Regions from separate parts of the Homo sapiens genome. Here region 2 is linked to region 1. The links are chromatin loops, found by intact Hi-C in ENCODE. Cell type or tissue: GM12878. All regions are shown on one strand. Each heading gives the region's core, and the rest is flanking DNA. Links, peaks and the distances in the headings are about the cores only.

Evidence for each region. Hi-C counts contacts between places; a loop is a spot of excess contacts. Peaks named below come from ENCODE experiments on the same cell type or tissue, not always from the same donor. Only the 100,000 strongest peaks of a DNase experiment are listed, where the experiment ranks them.
Region 2: it touches region 1 in a loop (2.4-fold over the local background); 11 of 110 quality-filtered maps call a loop at or near these places.

Annotation. Positions count from the first base shown.
Region 1 is chr6:13,371,529-13,379,860 of GRCh38, reverse strand. All of the region lies in intron 1 of GFOD1 (Gfo/Idh/MocA-like oxidoreductase domain containing 1), which reads left to right. Among named protein-coding and RNA genes, the nearest start is that of TBC1D7-LOC100130357, 47 kb to the right of the region's middle. In GM12878, for the core only: no CTCF peak of the experiment used is centred there; a DNase peak (open chromatin) is centred at 4,340; H3K4me3 peaks cover 361 bases; H3K27ac peaks cover 4,700 bases.
Region 2 is chr6:13,469,187-13,477,518 of GRCh38, reverse strand. The region is part of intron 1 of GFOD1 (Gfo/Idh/MocA-like oxidoreductase domain containing 1); the gene reads left to right. Among named protein-coding and RNA genes, the nearest start is that of GFOD1-AS1, 13 kb to the left of the region's middle. RefSeq lists an enhancer at 5,308-5,602. In GM12878, for the core only: no CTCF peak of the experiment used is centred there; no DNase peak of the experiment used is centred there; H3K4me3 peaks cover 511 bases; H3K27ac peaks cover 1,256 bases.

The sequences.
Region 1 (8,332 bases), core at 39-8,038:
ACAAATCACACTAGATCTTGGGCTGCTTTACTAATAGGCACTCAGAGCTTCCTCCATGTCCAAATCAATCTTTTCAGAAAGGGGTCCAGAAAGCTTGGAAACCTGTTGTACTCAAGAGGCATTTAAATTGCCAACAACAGAAACTACCTGGCTGATTTTAGCAGAAGGGAATTATTTGAAAGGACCTTAGTTCCTCACGGAAATGTATGAGAGGCTGGGGAAGTCAGCTTGAGAAACACAAGGAACAAAGAAAGGCTTGGCAGCTGCAACCACAGTCCAGATCACACCAGAGAACCCATCAGGTGTAGACAGAGTCGGTTGCTTGCAGTGGTGCTGGTGCTGGGTGATAGAAGCCGTCATTGCATCACGGGCATCACAGCCCTAGAAACTAGATGCTGCTACCCCCACTGCCAGCACAGATCTCCACCTTCCTCCATTCTCATGTACCAGGCCAGAGTGGTGTCCCTGGTTGGCCAAGCCTGGCTGTGTGCCCATGGCTTTGCTGCAAAGGCTTCTGGGAAAGCAAACAGCTGGCGTGCCTTCTATGGGGGGAGGCTGTACCACCCACCAAGACTCTCAGGTGGGAAATTTCCCAATCACAGCAAGGAGATTCAGGGGCTGGGCAGCTCCCCAAAATCACACATCTCTACTACCTTTCCTCCCCCAAACACACAAACACTCAATTATTGCACTGTAGGTTACTTGTCAGTTTTTACGATTACCATCTTCCCACCACTCCCTGGGCCTTGGCACAGACTGCGTCTACCATTGGAGCTGGTGCAGGTGAAAGTGCTCTGGGCAGTAGCACGTTAATCATGTTTACCACCTGCTGTGGGTGGAGCCCTGGAGCTGGTTTGCCTCCTGGCTGCAGGAGGGGTTTATTGCCTCTGTTAGGCCACACCAGCAGCAGATGGGGTTCTCATAAGCTGATTGTTTCCCTCTGCTTCTGGCTGAAGCAGGAGGATCTCTTGTTTCTTGGGGAGGAAGCATGGAGCACTGGGCTGCTTTCCTTTCTTGGGCAGGCTTTGGCCACTCTAGGTGTTTTTATCCCTCCAAGGACATGCGTTCCTAGGCTGCAGGAGGTGGGGTTAATGTGATCCCGCAGTGGCTTTCCTGCTGGCACCTAGGTTCATGGAAGTGGAGTATGTGGCATGCCCATCACTGCCTGGTTCCTTTGGCTGAGATGAGAGGTGCCCACTTGCGGAAGGCTGGGGCCCTGGGAGGACTTCCTTTATTCAGCTGTGGGAATCCTGTAGGAACCCCAGCACTATAATGGCTGGTTTCCCCATCCTCTCTCTTTCTCGATAATAATCTTTCAGTTGTCCCAGCAGGTTCACTGCCATGGATATGGAGCAACCAGCTATTCGTCTTCAAAGAGAAGAGCCACTGTGTTCTCCCATGTCAAGCCTCCAGCCCTTCTTGCTTTCCAGTTCTTTCATCTTCAAGCTCTAGACTCTGCCCTCCTTTCATTGATTTCCCAAATCTTCTCAATACAATGCTGGGGTCTGCTGGGGGCGGAGCCTGAGGGGTTGGCACTTCCTTTATTAACCCATCTGGTAGTTCTGAGGCTCAGTCGTTTCATCCTATCCCCCATTCCACTCATGTGAAAAATGGAAAACACGGGGCTTTGGGACCACAGAACTGAATTTGCACCCTGGATCTGCACATATCTCTGACCTTGGGCAATCATAATCTCTAAGCCTTAGTTCCCCATTTTCTACAAATGGGGGTGATGGTGCTGGAGTGGTGCTTAAGTGAGCCAAAGGGAAGCCCCTGATGCCAAGTGGATACATACAATTTTAGCTCCTCTTCTCTTCCTTGTGCCCTTTTCTGCCCCAAGACTGAGGCTCTGGCCCTGCTCTGCACCTGTTTCTGTTGCTACTGCCTACAGGGAGCCCAGAGGTGGGGACACAATCTCATTGATAACAAGGGACTGAAAATAGATCTTAAAAACCCTAGAGCACCTCACTGAGTCTTTCTTTTTGATGGAGTAAAAACTACTGAAGGAACTCAGAAACAAAGAGAGTTTTGGAAGGAATGTAGACATATGTCTGAGAATACTTAAGACTCTTCCTCTGTGGGGGTTTCTAGAGCTTGCAGGCAGGTGACACAATGAGTGGACGGGGCTGGAGAAACTGTGGGAGGTAGAATTCTAAGAGGACCTTTGCCACTTGGTGTTACTTCTGTGATTAGTTCTACGGCAAAAAGGGGATCATCTGGGTGGGCCTAATCTAATCACAGGAGCTCTGGAAAGGTGGCAAATTCTCTCTCACTGGTGGCAAAAGAGGAAGTCCAAGGGCTTCCAAGCATGAGAAGCATCCAACTTCCACATGCTGTTGCTGGCTTGAAGATGGCAGGGCACACAGCAGGAAAGTGGGCTCTGTAGAAGCTGACAGCCAGCAAGGAGATGGGGACCTCAGTCCTATAGCCACAAGGAACCAAGTTCAACCAACAGCCTGAATGAGCTTGGAAGCAGATTCTTCTCCAGAATGATTGTGTGAAACCCTAATCAGGGATCCAGCTGAGCCCACCTGAACTTCTGTTCTAGAGAACTGAAAAGCAGTAAATGGGTGTTGTTTTAAGCTGCTCAGTTTGTGCTGGTTTGTTATAGCAGCAATACAAAACTAATACAGGACAGCAATGCACTAGAGACTGGTGAGGACTGTGGTATACTGGAGATGTACATGCCATCTAACTGTGGAAGCCACTAGATAGCTACAACTGAGTGTTGTCATGCAGGAGGCTCTGCAGAAGAAACCCAATGTTTCTGGATTTTTGCATTTTTTGAGACCAAAACTTAGGACTGTGTGAAATATATTGGCTTTTAAAAAAAAAAAAAAAACATATCTGCTGGGTAAATACACTTGTGATCCCTTCACTAAAGCACAACCCACCTTGAATAGAGAATTTCCTACATTTATTCTGAGATGTTGCCTAGTTTAAAGTATCTTGCCTTCCCACTGTACACACAGTGAGGATAGTGTTTCTCTTGAAGTATTGACTTGCAATCAACAAGGAGATTCTGAGGTTTTGTTGGGGACTAAGTGAGGGCTTTGGGAGATGATAGGAGGTTCCCAGCCTTTTGGATGTGTGATGAGGTTTCACGCCATGCTTGGGAAGAGAAAGCATAGATTCCTTTATTTCTCAACAGCCAGGCTGACCGCCATTCTAGGCCTCCATCCTCTTAGGTGGGTGGGTAGGAAATGGAATTGTAGTTCAACCCAGCAATCTCACCCAACCCAATCATTTGTGTTTTCTTGTATCTCAGCCTCTTTTACATGACTCTGGTGACCCAATGTTTGGCATTCTGCTTTTTCCTCTTCCACTCCAGAAATTGGCTCTTTCTATGGGGGTAGTGTGGCTTATGAGACTCTGGCTCTGTCCCTTGGATCCAGGGGGTGCACTGTGAATCCTGGCTTGTCCAAGCGTGGAGTGGTGGTGTAGGCTCAAGAATGGCTGTTCTAGGCCACTCTCTAGAATAGCGACCACCGAGGTACAGTAGTTGTCATTTGGCTATTTTGGACCAATATAGCAGGACTCAACTGCTGGAGTTCACAGTCCTGGCCATTTTCCTCTGTCCGCAAGTCCCTGACCACTGTCACCACTGTATCCAACTCCAAACCTCTGTTCTCCCATGGGACCTCTTGCCCCCGTCCCACCTCCCTGCCTCCTTAGACTCTGGTCTGTATGTGCCACTGACATGAAGGGGAGGACTGCCCCAGGCCTCCCTGCATGGGAAGCTGGCCACTAGCTTGGAAGGTCTCTTGGTTCTACATACCTACCTGTTGTTTCTAGACCTCTACCCTCAGTCTCCCTTGGGCTGGAAGTAGCAAGCTTTTCTTTTCTTTCCTGGGGAATGCCCCTGCTGGAAGGAGCTGGCTAGTGACTCCCCAATATCATATCTGCATTCTCAACTGTAGCCTCAAATATAAGCTGTAGAGATGGAGATGTATGGGATTTACCAATAAGGTAACAGAAATTCGAAAGTGTTTCAGGAGTAAATGCTCATTACACATGTGATAGTTTCCGTCATTAGATGACCAAATGCACACGAAGCAATCTGAGAAAATCCCCGTGCTAATGGGGGTTCCTGGGCAATAAGAGGGCCCAGGCAACAGGCTTGAGTCATGGGGGACGGTTCACAAAGGGGTTGGTGGGATAGGGGCTTGGCCTTATGGGCGGGTTGAATGTAGAAAGCACTTGAGCAATTAATTCAGTTCAACACTAAGTCCCATCAACATCAGCCATCCTGACTTCCTTTCACTGGCTGTAACCCTCTTTCCAAGCCCACTGATAGCCCCAGGAGCTTTAACACAGGAGCTGAATATGAGTCACTCTGACCCATTTCCGTTTCAGGTGTGAAATTAGGATGGAAACTTAATCAAATTGCCCTGAGACTTTAGATGTCACCCAGCAGAACATCGGGCCTCCCATCCCCACCGCCCTGGTTTCTGAAGCTCACTGCAGTCAGTCGCATGATTGTCTTCAGAGCCCTCCTTTTGTGCTGTGTGCTGCAGACATTGCATATATGTGCACAGGCAAGTGTAGCCAGTAAAAATAGGAGCGTGTATCTCTGGGTGACATGGGTGCAAAGAATAACCTAGCCAGCCTTAAGAGAAGGGTGATCAGAAGGCAGCAAGGGTGCAAAAGTTCAGATCAGACCCAAAGTACGACTTGATGGGAGGAATAAGTCCTAGCGTTCTATAGCACTGTAGGGTGACTGTAATTAGCAACAATTTATTGTATATTTTCAAATAGCTATAAGGAGAATACTGAATGTTCCCAACACAAAGAAATCATAAAGATTTGATTTCTTTGGCATGGGTGCAGTGGTTCATGCCTGTAATCCCAGCACTTTGGGAGGTCAAGGTGGGCAGATCACCTGAGGTTGGGAGTTTGAGACCAGCTTGACCAACATGGAGAAATCCTGTCTCTACTAAAAAATACAAAATTAGCTGGGCTTGGTGGCACATGCCTATAATCCCAGCTACTTGGGAGGCTGAGACAGGAGAATTGCTTGAGCCCGGGAGGCAGAGGTTGCAGTAAGCTGAGATTGCACTGTTGCACTCCAGCCTGGGCAACAAAAGACAAGAGTGAAACTTGATCTCAAAAAAAAAAAAAAAAAAAAAAAAGATTTGAGATGATGAATATGCTAATTACCTTGATCTGATCACTATACATTATATGTATTGAAACATCACTATACCCCAGCAATATGTATAATTATTACGTGTCAATTAAAAAAACTTATTTTTGGCTGGGCGTGGTGGTTCACACCTGTAATCCCAGCACTTTGGGAGGCTGAGACAGGCAGATCACTTGAGGTCAGGAGTTCAAGACCAGCCTGGCCAACATGGAGAAACTCTGTCTCTACTAAAATTACAAAAATGAGCCAGGTGCATTACAGGTGCATGCCTGTAACCCCAGCTACTAAGGAGACTGAGCAGGAGAATGGCTTGAACCTGGGAGGCGGAGGTTGCAGTGAGTTGAGATTGTACCACTGCACTCCAGCCTAGGCGATAGAGTGAGACTCTGTCTCAAAAAAAAAAAACAAACACACACACACACACACACACACACACACACAAAAAAAAAACATATTTTTAAAAAGACTAGGCTGGCTTTGTAGCCAGACAATCTGGGTTCAAATTCCAGATTTGACTCTACTACTATCGAGTTGTGGAATCAGAGGCAAGTTGCTTACCCCTCAGAGGCTCAGTTTCCACATCTGTAAGATGGGAACAGGACAAGTACCTGGTTGTGTAGACTAAAACATGAAAATGCATGCAAAATACATTGTGCCTCCTCTGGCACAAAGTAAGCACTCAATAAATGACTGTTGTTGCTATTTGAAATTGTACCATTTGTGCTATGAGCAGATCAGACTAGTCTTTTGAGTTGGGAAGTTGTATTGATGTTAAGAACTTTCATGGGGATTGAAAATCGGGGATTTAGTCTCTTCAAATGGCCTCTTTTAATGTATATGGAGGAAGGGACAGAGGGAAGAGTGAGATTTAGACAAGTCAATCCTGATGATACTTCCACTTCTTTTGCAGTTTCTAACTTCAAAAAAAAAAAAAAAGCGTAGTGTGTGTGTGTGTGTGTGTGTGTGTGTGTGTTGGGGGAGCAGGAAGGAGATTAGCAGGAAGAAAAATAAAAGGGGAAAAAGAGCTGGGCTAAATGGAGTGTTGCAGTAAGTGAGTGAGAGAGTGAAAGTGACTAAATGTCCCATGTCTCAGGGTGCAGGGATGGAGGGATTATAAATAGCTCTGTTCATATGCTTAGTTCTGTTGAAACCAGAGATTTGTCTTTGACCTGCCTTTTTTCTTTTTCTTTACTCTAAACTCCAATTCTGCTTAATCTTTCTTGAATCACAGATTATTTTAAGAATCTAATGAACCTCTCTCAGAAAACTGTGCATCAGGATATACACACAACAGTTTTTATAAACAGTCCAGTATTAGCAGTTTCCCAGATTCCACATTAAACACCATTAATCTTATTTTAGACCATTTTTTATACCCGAACCAAACTCTGAATGATGAATAGGCAAGCTCCTATGCATGCTTCAGAACCCAGCTCAAACGTTCCCTCTCCAGCAAAACTTTCTTCCATGCCCAAATCGGTTGGGCAGCCCTTCCTTCATGGTTTCATTGTTTATCACTTTCTGAGATCTGCATTCCATAATCACGCCTTTCCTGATTGGTCTCCTCTACTAGACTGTGAGCTCTTATTCATCTTTCTTACTCATTTTTTGGTCCCAGTGCCTAGCACAGAAATGTTGAAGGAACAAAGTATAAATGAAGATAATGAGTTCCCTACTTGAAATGCAAAGCAAGCCGTCTCTACCTTCTGCAAATGCGAGGAAAAAATAGGAAGCCATATCTGATGGGACTTCTTTTGGGGGCTCTGCCAATCTGCTGGGACAGCTGCAAGCCAGCCTGCAGAACTAGCATCCGTTTTGGCTTCTAGAAGATAAGGGGCTGTCAACACAAGTGGAATGATGGGGAGGAACTCGTGGAAAGTAGCATTGCCTCTGAGATTTCCACCATGATTAGATCAGGGATTGTGTGATTGGAAGTGTGCTCACGGGGAGGGATGCTTGAGGTTCCAGGCTGATTATGTTAGGGAACAGCCCTGGTCCCTGGGTGGCCAGGTGTCAGCCATCCTTCAGGTACCCAGGGATAACTTCCCTGATGAAGGGCAGCAACGGGTACCTGCTCTGTGGGACAACAGAGCTCCATCTTTCCCTAGAGGTGTGAATGGGAAGCCCCTTGCCCAGACTCCCAGGGGTACCATTTGGATCAAGTGTCAGCCCCACCAAAGCTCTGATCTGTCCTGAGATAGGAGCAGAGACTCAGCCACAACTTGGAGACCCTGAGCTTGGAGGATATAAGGGGAGCAGCTGCCTGAAGGGCTTTAGGGTCTCTGGGCTGGAAACTCTTCCCTATAGCACAGATTTCTCAGGAGGGCCATGAATATTTTGGCTCGGTTACAGAGAACACATTCAGCAGGCTTCGGAGGGAGCTGATTTTCCATTTCCCCATGAGGGATCTCAGGAGGGCAGTAAAGCTTCTTCTGAAATTATTTAACTTAAAAGCTTCTGATGAAGATCAGGCACACTGCCTTGCACATAGCACTCTAACCCGTCAGAAGTTTCCCACGGATCTCATTTTGCTCCTAATTACAGCACGGCAACATAGGTTGGAAGGTATCTCTCAGCTCCACCATTTTAAAGACAGATAGCTTCGCTTTATTTGCTGCTGAGAGGATATTGTCTTAAAATTTTAAGTTGGTTCAAGCCCCAAAGCCTTCAAAAGACCCAGCTTTAGCTCTTTGTTCTCACACAAAGGGCTGCCTGGTCTTTGTGGAGTGAGTTGTGAAGGCCTCCCCAGAAGACTCAGGCCAGTCCTCGTGTGCTTTCTGCCACTCACCCGTGGTCACACTGCATCACATTGACAGATGCGGCAACCCTCCAAGACAGCCATTTCTGGATGCAGGGACAGAGCCCTCAGGGGGGCGAGCTGAGCATGGAGCCGTGGCGTGATGGTTCACAGTCCTGGATGGATGCAGCAGAGTGACCCTCACCCATCATACCCGCATGTGCACAGAAAGCCCCTCCCGTTCCTCTACCACCATTGAGAGCACCAGGGGACTTTGCCAGACCTCTCCCACCACTTGGGAAATGTTTGGGGCTTGGCAAAACACAAAACATACTTTCTCAGGCACTTCTTGTTTTCATGGTTTTCATTTTTCACTGCCTGTTAATCTGGAGTGAAATAGAGTCCATATGTTCCAAGTCCCTTTGCCTAATTCTCTGCAGCATGATTTT
Region 2 (8,332 bases), core at 127-8,126, 98 kb before region 1:
GTGTGCAGCAGGTCACAGGAGTGCCACGAGACATAGTCCCTTTCTGCTCAAGTATTGTCTTAGGAGCTTGAAGGAGCCAGGAGTCAGGAAAAGATTGAGGGAGAAGGATTTCTGCCTCCAGACTGCCTTTGTACTGGAAACTGCAACATCAACTCTTCTATGGGTCTCCAGCCTGCCTGTCTGCCTGCCTGCCTGCCCTGCACATTTTAGACTTGCCAACCCCACAATTGTGCGAGCCAATTCCTTAAAACGAATCTCTCATCTACACACACACACACACACACACACACACACACACACACCCCCTATTGGTTCTGTTTCTCTGGTGAACCCTGACTAATACAGATTTTGCCTGGATCAAGGCCACCTGGCTAGGCAAGCTGAGCAAGGAAATACCTGGAAGACGCGTCGGTGGAGAAACTGCTCTGGTTAGTTCCGCTGGTGGGTGTGGGCTCCCTAGGAGAGCAGCAGGCCTCTGAGCACTTGTCCTCAAAGCAGGAGACCTGGAAAGCCAGCGTTCTTTTGGGTTCAGACTTGAGCTAAGGAGATTGTTGGTAAAGAGGCTGTCACACTCACCACTGAGAGCCACAGTGACACTTCACCCCGACCAATTCTATACCCGTCTACAGGTCTTTGACTTCTAGGGTTTGGGCAAGTCTGGGATGCCTTGGGGTTTAGACTTTCCTTGAGAATTGTTGATATCCTACTGTGGAGAATTAAAAAGTGCAGGAAAAATAACTTTACATTAAAATGTTATGATTTAAAAAAATTTTCCAGTCTCTAATTTTAATAGCCTTTAGAGTATTAAGATGCTTCTTTGATTAATGTCCTTAAACTGAAACTATAAATTACTCCACAATTGTAAAGCTCCAATGAAGTTGGTTTGCAGTTTTAACACTACTTTTTAAAAAAATAACTTTATTGAACTATATATACCATAACATTCTTCATTCTTTTTATTTCACAATATTCACCCATTGTAAGTGATTCCATTATTTTTAGTAAATTTATATATTTAGAACATTTTCAACACACTAAAACATTTCCTCATGCCAATTTGCAGTCAATCCTCACTCCCACTTCTGGCTCCAGGTAACTACTAATCTACTTTCTGTCTCTATAGTTTGCCTTTCCTAGAACTTTCATATAAATGGAATCATGAAGTACGTAATCATTTGTGCTTGAGTTCTTTCACTTAGCATAACGTTTTTGATGTTCAGCCATGTTGTTGCACGGCTCAGAAGTTCATTTATCTTTATTGCTGGGTGATACTCCATTGTGTGGATATACCGCATTTTGTTTATCCATTCACCATCTGATGGATGTTTGTATTGTTTCCAGTGTTAAGTGATTGTGAATAATGCTGCTGTGAACATTTGCATATAAGTCTTTTGTGGAGCCATGTTTTCATTTCTCTTGGTTAAATACCTAGGACTGAAATTGCTCAGTTGTATAGTGTGTATATATTTAACTTTTTAAGAAACTACCAAACTGTTTTCCAGAGCAGTGGCATCATATTACATTCCCACTAGCAACATAGGAGAGTTCTAATTTTCTGATATCATCACCAGCACTTGGTATTGTCAGTCTTTTTTTTGAGATAGTCTCACTCCATTGCCCAGGCTGGAGTGCAGTGGCATGATCTCAACTCCCTGCAACCTCCATCTTCTGGGTTCAAGTGATTCTCCTGCCTCAGCCTCCCAAGTAGCTGGGATTACGGGTGTGCGCCACCATGCCTGGCTAATTTTTGTATTATTATTATTATTATTATTATTATTATTATTATTATTATTATTATTTTGAGATGGAGTCTTGCACTGTCACCCAGGCTGGAGTGCAATGGCGTAATCTCGGCTTACTCCAGCTGCCGCCTTCAGGGTTCAAGCAATTCTCCTGCCTCAGCCTCCTGAGTAGCTGAGATTACAGGCATCCGTCACCACACCTGGCTGATTTTTTTTTTTTTTTGTATTTTTAGTAGAGACGGGGTTTCACCATGTTGGTCAGGCTGGTCTCGAACTCCTGACCTCGTGATCTGCCTGCCTTGGCCTCCCAAAGTGCTGGGATTACAGGCGTGAGCCACCGCGCCCAGCCTAATTTTTGTATTTTTAGTAGAGATGGGTTTTCACCATGTTGGTCAGGCTGGTCTCAAACTCCTGATCTCAAGTGATCCGCCCACCTCAGCCTCCCAAAGTGCTGGGATTACAAGCATGAGCCACCATGCCCAGCCTTGTGAGTCTTTTTGATCATAGCCATTATAGTTGGTATGTAGAAGTATCTTGTTAGGACTTTGGTTTGCATTTTGTTAATAATAATTAATGATGTTGAACAGCTTTTCATGTGTTTATTAGACAGTCACATTTTTCTTTGATAAAATGACTATTCAAATCTCATACTCATTTTTAAATTGGGTTGTTTGTCATTTATTGATTTGTAAGCATTGGTTTTGTGATTTTCTTATTTTGTTGAGGTAGCAGACTTCACTTGGGGGAAGGCGTAGAGTTTTTGTTTTTGGTTTCATATACTTCCTCTTATTTTTGATTTTGGAACTAGTACAGCGGAACGAATTCTCCAACCCAAGAGAAATTAGTTTTGCCAAGTATTTACTGAAATGGTTCATGGAGTAGAAGAGAAAGACTACCAGGTGAGGGGTGCTCATGCCTGGGGCTCTGGCATTGCCCAGGGCTGTGAGAATCCACTGAACCCTCTGCCAGGGGCATTTCCAAGTTGAAGATTGTCTTCCAGTAGGGTTTTCTAACCACCTATTCTGCCCAGTGTCTGGAGAGTGTTTCTTTTTTTCCATTTATTTTTAGTTAGTAAATACCTTTTGAATCCCTGTAGCACTATGTTAGCTGTGGTGAGAAATGCCCTATAAAGTAAGACATGGTCTTTGTCCTTGAAAGAAGAGCGCATAGGCAAACATGGAGCAATGCAATGAGATACATGACTAAGTGCAGAGTGACTGGTTATATTCACAATGCCAGGAAGAGCTTGCTTGAGGCAGTTGAGTAATCCCTCAAAAATCATTATTGGATTAAGGGTCGATCACCTGGGTAAGCTTCCCAGTGCCAGTCTACAAAAGGCACTAAGGCAAAGGGGAAAAAAATGGCATTTTTATTTTTATTTTATTTTATTTTTTCCCAAGACGGAGTTTTGCTCTTGTTGCCCAGGCTAGAGTGAAGTGGCACGATCTCAGCTCACCGCAACCTCTGCCTCCCAGGTTCAAGCAATTCTCCTGCCTCAGCCTCCCCAGTAGCTGGAATTACAGGCATGCACCACCACACCCAGCTAATTTTGTATTTTTAGTAGAGACAGGATTTCTCCATGTTGGTCAGGCTGGTCTCAAACTCCTGACCTTAGGCGATCCACCCGCCTTGGCCTCCCAAAGTGCTGGGATTACAGGCGAGAGCCACCGTGCCTGGCAGCAAAAATGTGTTAACAGGATCCCCCTCATAAAACGTTTTGTGTGTTTGAATGAGACACTTGCAGCACAAGGGGCCCGGAAGGGGCTTCCTCTAAGAGCTGGTGAATTATTGCTTCCAGTTTACTGCTGCACATTTGTTTTGTTGAGTAGGGAACATGAGCTTGACATCAGAGATAAAATGAGTGGGGCCCCACTCGTCCCGGGTGCACTTCCCCTCTTTGGTGGGTTGCTGAGAAGGTGGCACTGCAGAGAGTGGGTGCTGCCTGAAAGCTGAGGAAAGGGGCATTCCTGAGAGCTGGAAGGGTCCCAGAAGACCTCTTGGAAAAGGTGGGTTGGTCTTCAACTGGGCCCAGAAGAGGGGGTAGGATTTAAATAATTGAAAAGGAAGACATGGGAGGCTCTATGATATAAAGTCCTCCTCAAGGAACCACTGGTTCTGCGAGATAAACTGTGTGGCTTGCAGTTGACCTGCTAGAGCAAAGTTAGAATGGTTTAAGAATGTCTGAAATTCTACAAATACTTTTCTTCATCAGCAGTAAGTGTCACTTGCATCTTTCTTTCCCTTCGTATCTCAAATGGTGACAGCCACAAATGACAGAGCTCTGGGGTCAGTCAAGGCAAACAGCTTGCTGGAGTGTTGGAAAGGACCCTGTTGAGAGGAGCCCAAATGGCCGCCTTAGAGGGCGTGGGAAGAACTGCAAAAGTTGATTCAGCTAGTAATGCTGTCAAGACAGCTCTGTGTCTGATGGAGTCAGGGGCATGCTATGGTAAACAGAGTCAGCTGTTGAGAGGATGCCTTGAAGGGTGCCCAGCCCCTGGTTTGGTGCTTACATCCGATGGTGGTGGGAGCACCTGTTCTCTTGTTATACAGTTGAGACCTGATGGTGCAAGGGTCAGGGCTGGCTGCAGCAATAATTTACTAGATGAGCAAGGATGCAATAATCTCCTTGGAGAAGGACATTTGCATATGACATGTGGACATGCCTCTCCCATCTTTCATGGTGGGTGGGGCTACAAACTCTGGATTTGTGTCACTGGTGTTTCAAATCCCTTTCTCACCTCCCTTTCTCCTCCCTTTCTCACCTGTCAGCATTCAGAAGTGAGAGCTCATGGAAATGATGATTGTGAGGCTCTCTCAGAGTAGTCTGCCATCTTGGGAGATGGTTTGAGGAAGAGGCCACAGTGGTGGAATGAATAGTTAACTCTTGACTTGGGATCCAGAAGTCAGACAACAGAGCCTTGCAAAGTTACTACGCTGGCTAGGCTTTTAAAAGATCCCTAGATGTGACAAAAATTGTCTATCTTCATTTTTTCTATTTCAAAAGGAAAAGTTCCTTGGCTAATTTGATGTCATTCTGGTGAAAGTAAAGTGATGCTCCTGAAGGCTTTTTTTGGTCAATGGAAAAGGCAGTTTGAAGAGGCTGTCCCATCAGACTTCAGAAAGCTGGAGGCACTACAGAAATGGGTGTGTGGGCACTGCCCGGGGTTGAATCCTTGGCTGGCCATGTGCTATGTGGGTGTGGGCTCCTCACTTAACTCTTTGAAGCCCCAGTTTCTTTATCTGTATAATGGGGATAATAAAAGTACCCATCTCAGAAGGTTGTTGACCTAAACAGGGCTTTGTTTAAAATGAGGACTCAATAAATATGAGAATCTTGCTTAATCAGAACTTATTATGGTGAACTACGGTCCATTTATGATTTTCCTTGAACAAAGATTTATTGAGTGCCAGCTACATACCAGATGCTCTCTGGGTCTGTGCTATGCAGTATGGTAGCCATTAGCCACATGTGGCTGCTTAAATTTACATAAAACTAAATAAAATGAAAAATGCAGTTTTGATGTGGTTTGGCTGTGTCCCCGCTAAAATCTCAACTTGAATTGTATCTCCCAGAATTCCCATGTGTTGTGGGAGGGACCCAGGGGGAGTTAACTGAATCATGGGGGCCGGTCTTTCCTGTGCTATTCTGGTGATAGTGAATAAGTCTCACGAGATCTGATGGGTTTATCAGGGGTTTCCACTTTTCTGTCTCCCTCATTTTCTCTTGCTGCCACCATGTAAGAAGTGCTTTTCACCTCCCCCCATGATTCCGAGGCCTCCCCAGCCACATGGAACTGTAAGTCCAATTAAACCTCTTTTTCTTCCCAGTCTTGGGTATGTCTTTATCAGCAGCTTGAAAACAGACTAATACAGTTTCCTCAGTTGTCCTAGCCACATTTCAAGCACTCAAAGGCCACATGGGGCTGGCTGGTAGCTACCATATTGGACCATGCAACATAGAATATATCCATCATTGCAGAAAGTTCTACTGGACAGCATTAATGGATATAGCAATGGGTAAATCAGTCACTTATGTGAGATCCAAACATGGATTTTTGAGCAACCCCAACCTGTGGGTGTGTTTCATTTTCTCCTGGGAATGTGTTGATAGTCTCCACCTTGGGCTATGGGTGTCTCAATACTAATTAGTAGAGGTTTAACAAGGTCTGGGTGCTGCTTTCTGGATTTATTAGTAAGGACTCTATTATTAATGAGAAGAAGATGTGCTGTGGGAAGTTTCCTAAATTCTTTATTAGACATAGGGACTGAGCAATGAGATAAATGACAGTGCCCCTCCCTGCTCCACCCGCCTTCCCTCAGGTTTATTACAGGACTTTAGGTAGCAGATGGCACGGACCTGGGTGGGGTGATGCCAGGGCAGGAATTCTGCCTTTGCTCATGGGTAGCATCTTCCTTAACCCTCTCAGCCATCCTCTCGGGGAGGTAAGAAAGACATTTTCCCTCCTCAAAGCACCAAGAAGCAAAGGGTCTTAGTAGATGGCCCAGGAAGGTGGTGAGGGGAAGGAAGTATATGCCAGGCCTCTTTGTCCTGCAAGAACTTTCGAGAACACCTGGCAGCTAGCTCCTGAGGACCTGGGCCAGGGGGAGGAATTTTGACTTCAGAGTAAGGTGCTTTCTGCCCTACTGCCAACATGCTGTGCAGTTCCATGGGCAATGGGGTTTCCGACTTTATTCCTCCTCTCTCCACTCCCTTGTCCTTTCCTTCAGCCGAGGGGAGAGGCTACATAAATACTGAAGCATGAAACCTCAACTAATACGTACTTACTGTTTTGCTAATTATTATTGCTTTTTTTTTCTTTCGAGTCCCATTAATGTTGTGAAAGCCACATCCATCTGTGTGAGCAATCTTTAGGGAACTGGGACTGCTAAGTTCCAGCTTGTGGGGGCTTGGAGGGAGAGGTAAGTGTGCATTTGTGAGAGTGTGAGTGCACACACACTACAGTGTGCTGCCCACAGAATGTCTCTTGACTGTAGTCAAGGGCAAAGTAATGATTTTAGAGTACTTGTTATTTAAATGTGTCCCTGGCAGGCTCTTCTTATCTCCCACATGAATATGAATAATCAAAAGTGGGTGGTAGAAAATGAGATGTGTTCCTCTTCTCTGTCTCTTCTCCCTTTCCAACAGAACCAGGACATCAGAGGAAGAAAATCAGCAGACAGAAAAATACTGGGGAAAAAAAAATGCCACGTGGTTCTGTTCAGCTGAGCTTCTGCTCCCTCCAGCACCCCCACATGGGACATTTGTTTACCCCCCACGATGCTGCTCTTGGAGAGTCCCAGGGGACAGGTTTCAAGCCCTTAGGGATGCAGCCTGTCTAACTTAATATGCACAGCCGTTCACATCCAGGGCACAGAGGCAGCCTGGCTTTCCCTGGAGGCCCACGGGGACCACAATGCTGCATTTGTCTGTGGAACTGAGATTTAGCTGCACATTCTTGCCTGAATGCAGCGGGCCTCCAGCCACAGCCTGCTGGCATGGGGGATTCCAGGAGGGATGTGCTTCATGAGCCGGCAATTGCCCTTCTTTCCAGTCCCCAGACCCAGTCAAGATTACAGATAGATGCGTTCATCGCGCGCAGGTGCTGGGGAAGCCAGTGGGACATCACTGGCTACATTCACCAACAGGATTTTCCAACTGCAGTATTTATCGGTTTTTCAAACGAATTCAACATCTGTATTCCTCACCCATTTACTGAGTGGCTACAATGTGTAAGGAAATATTCTCAGTCATGGGGAGTTAGAAAAGGTCAAAGGCATATAAGATATGGCATGTGCTCTGAGAGAACTCATCATCTATCCAGAACCTACTCATCACTTTTGGAAAGAGAAGAGAAACTAGCATTCTATGGAGTACTTACCATGTGCCAGATTTGGTGTGAGACATAGTACGAGTGTTACTCATTTACGTCTCATGGCCAACCTCCAATGTGGACATTTAGCATCTCCATCTTACAAGTGAGAAATTTCACTGTAGAGAGGTTAAATATCATGTGTCATTGATTCTGTGACATGTATTATTTTCACATTTGAACATCTGAAATATAGATATGTCTAAAAGGGCTTTTCTTTCTTGGTAGTAAGATAACTGTAGGTCTTTGCAGTAGTGTCTTAGATTATGTGAAATATGGTATTTTGGCAAGTGTACATGGCTAAGAACAAGTGGAATCAGAATTCAACTTAAGTTTGCTTGACTCCAAAGCTTATGTGTTTTCCAGTATAATGTGCTGCAGTATCAATGGTCTGTATGAACAAAGGCCATATCATTTTTATTGACAAAGTATAGAAACGGGGAAATGGTGACTGAACTGGAACTTGCATCATCTAATTCCATAACTGAGGAGACAATAGCCTGGGGACTGCATGTATCCCACAGGATGTTAAAAAATTGAGAAAATGTTATTTCATGATCTTCACTTCTCTGTTGATTATAACTTATTTTTGAAGAGGCTAAAATAAATGGCAAACTCTTGTATGGATAAGATATAAAAGGCGAGTGTGATGTATTCCTCCATCTGTTCTGGTGTGCTCCAGGCTGAGTGTGGTGCTGTTACCAACAGGGATTCTTTAGG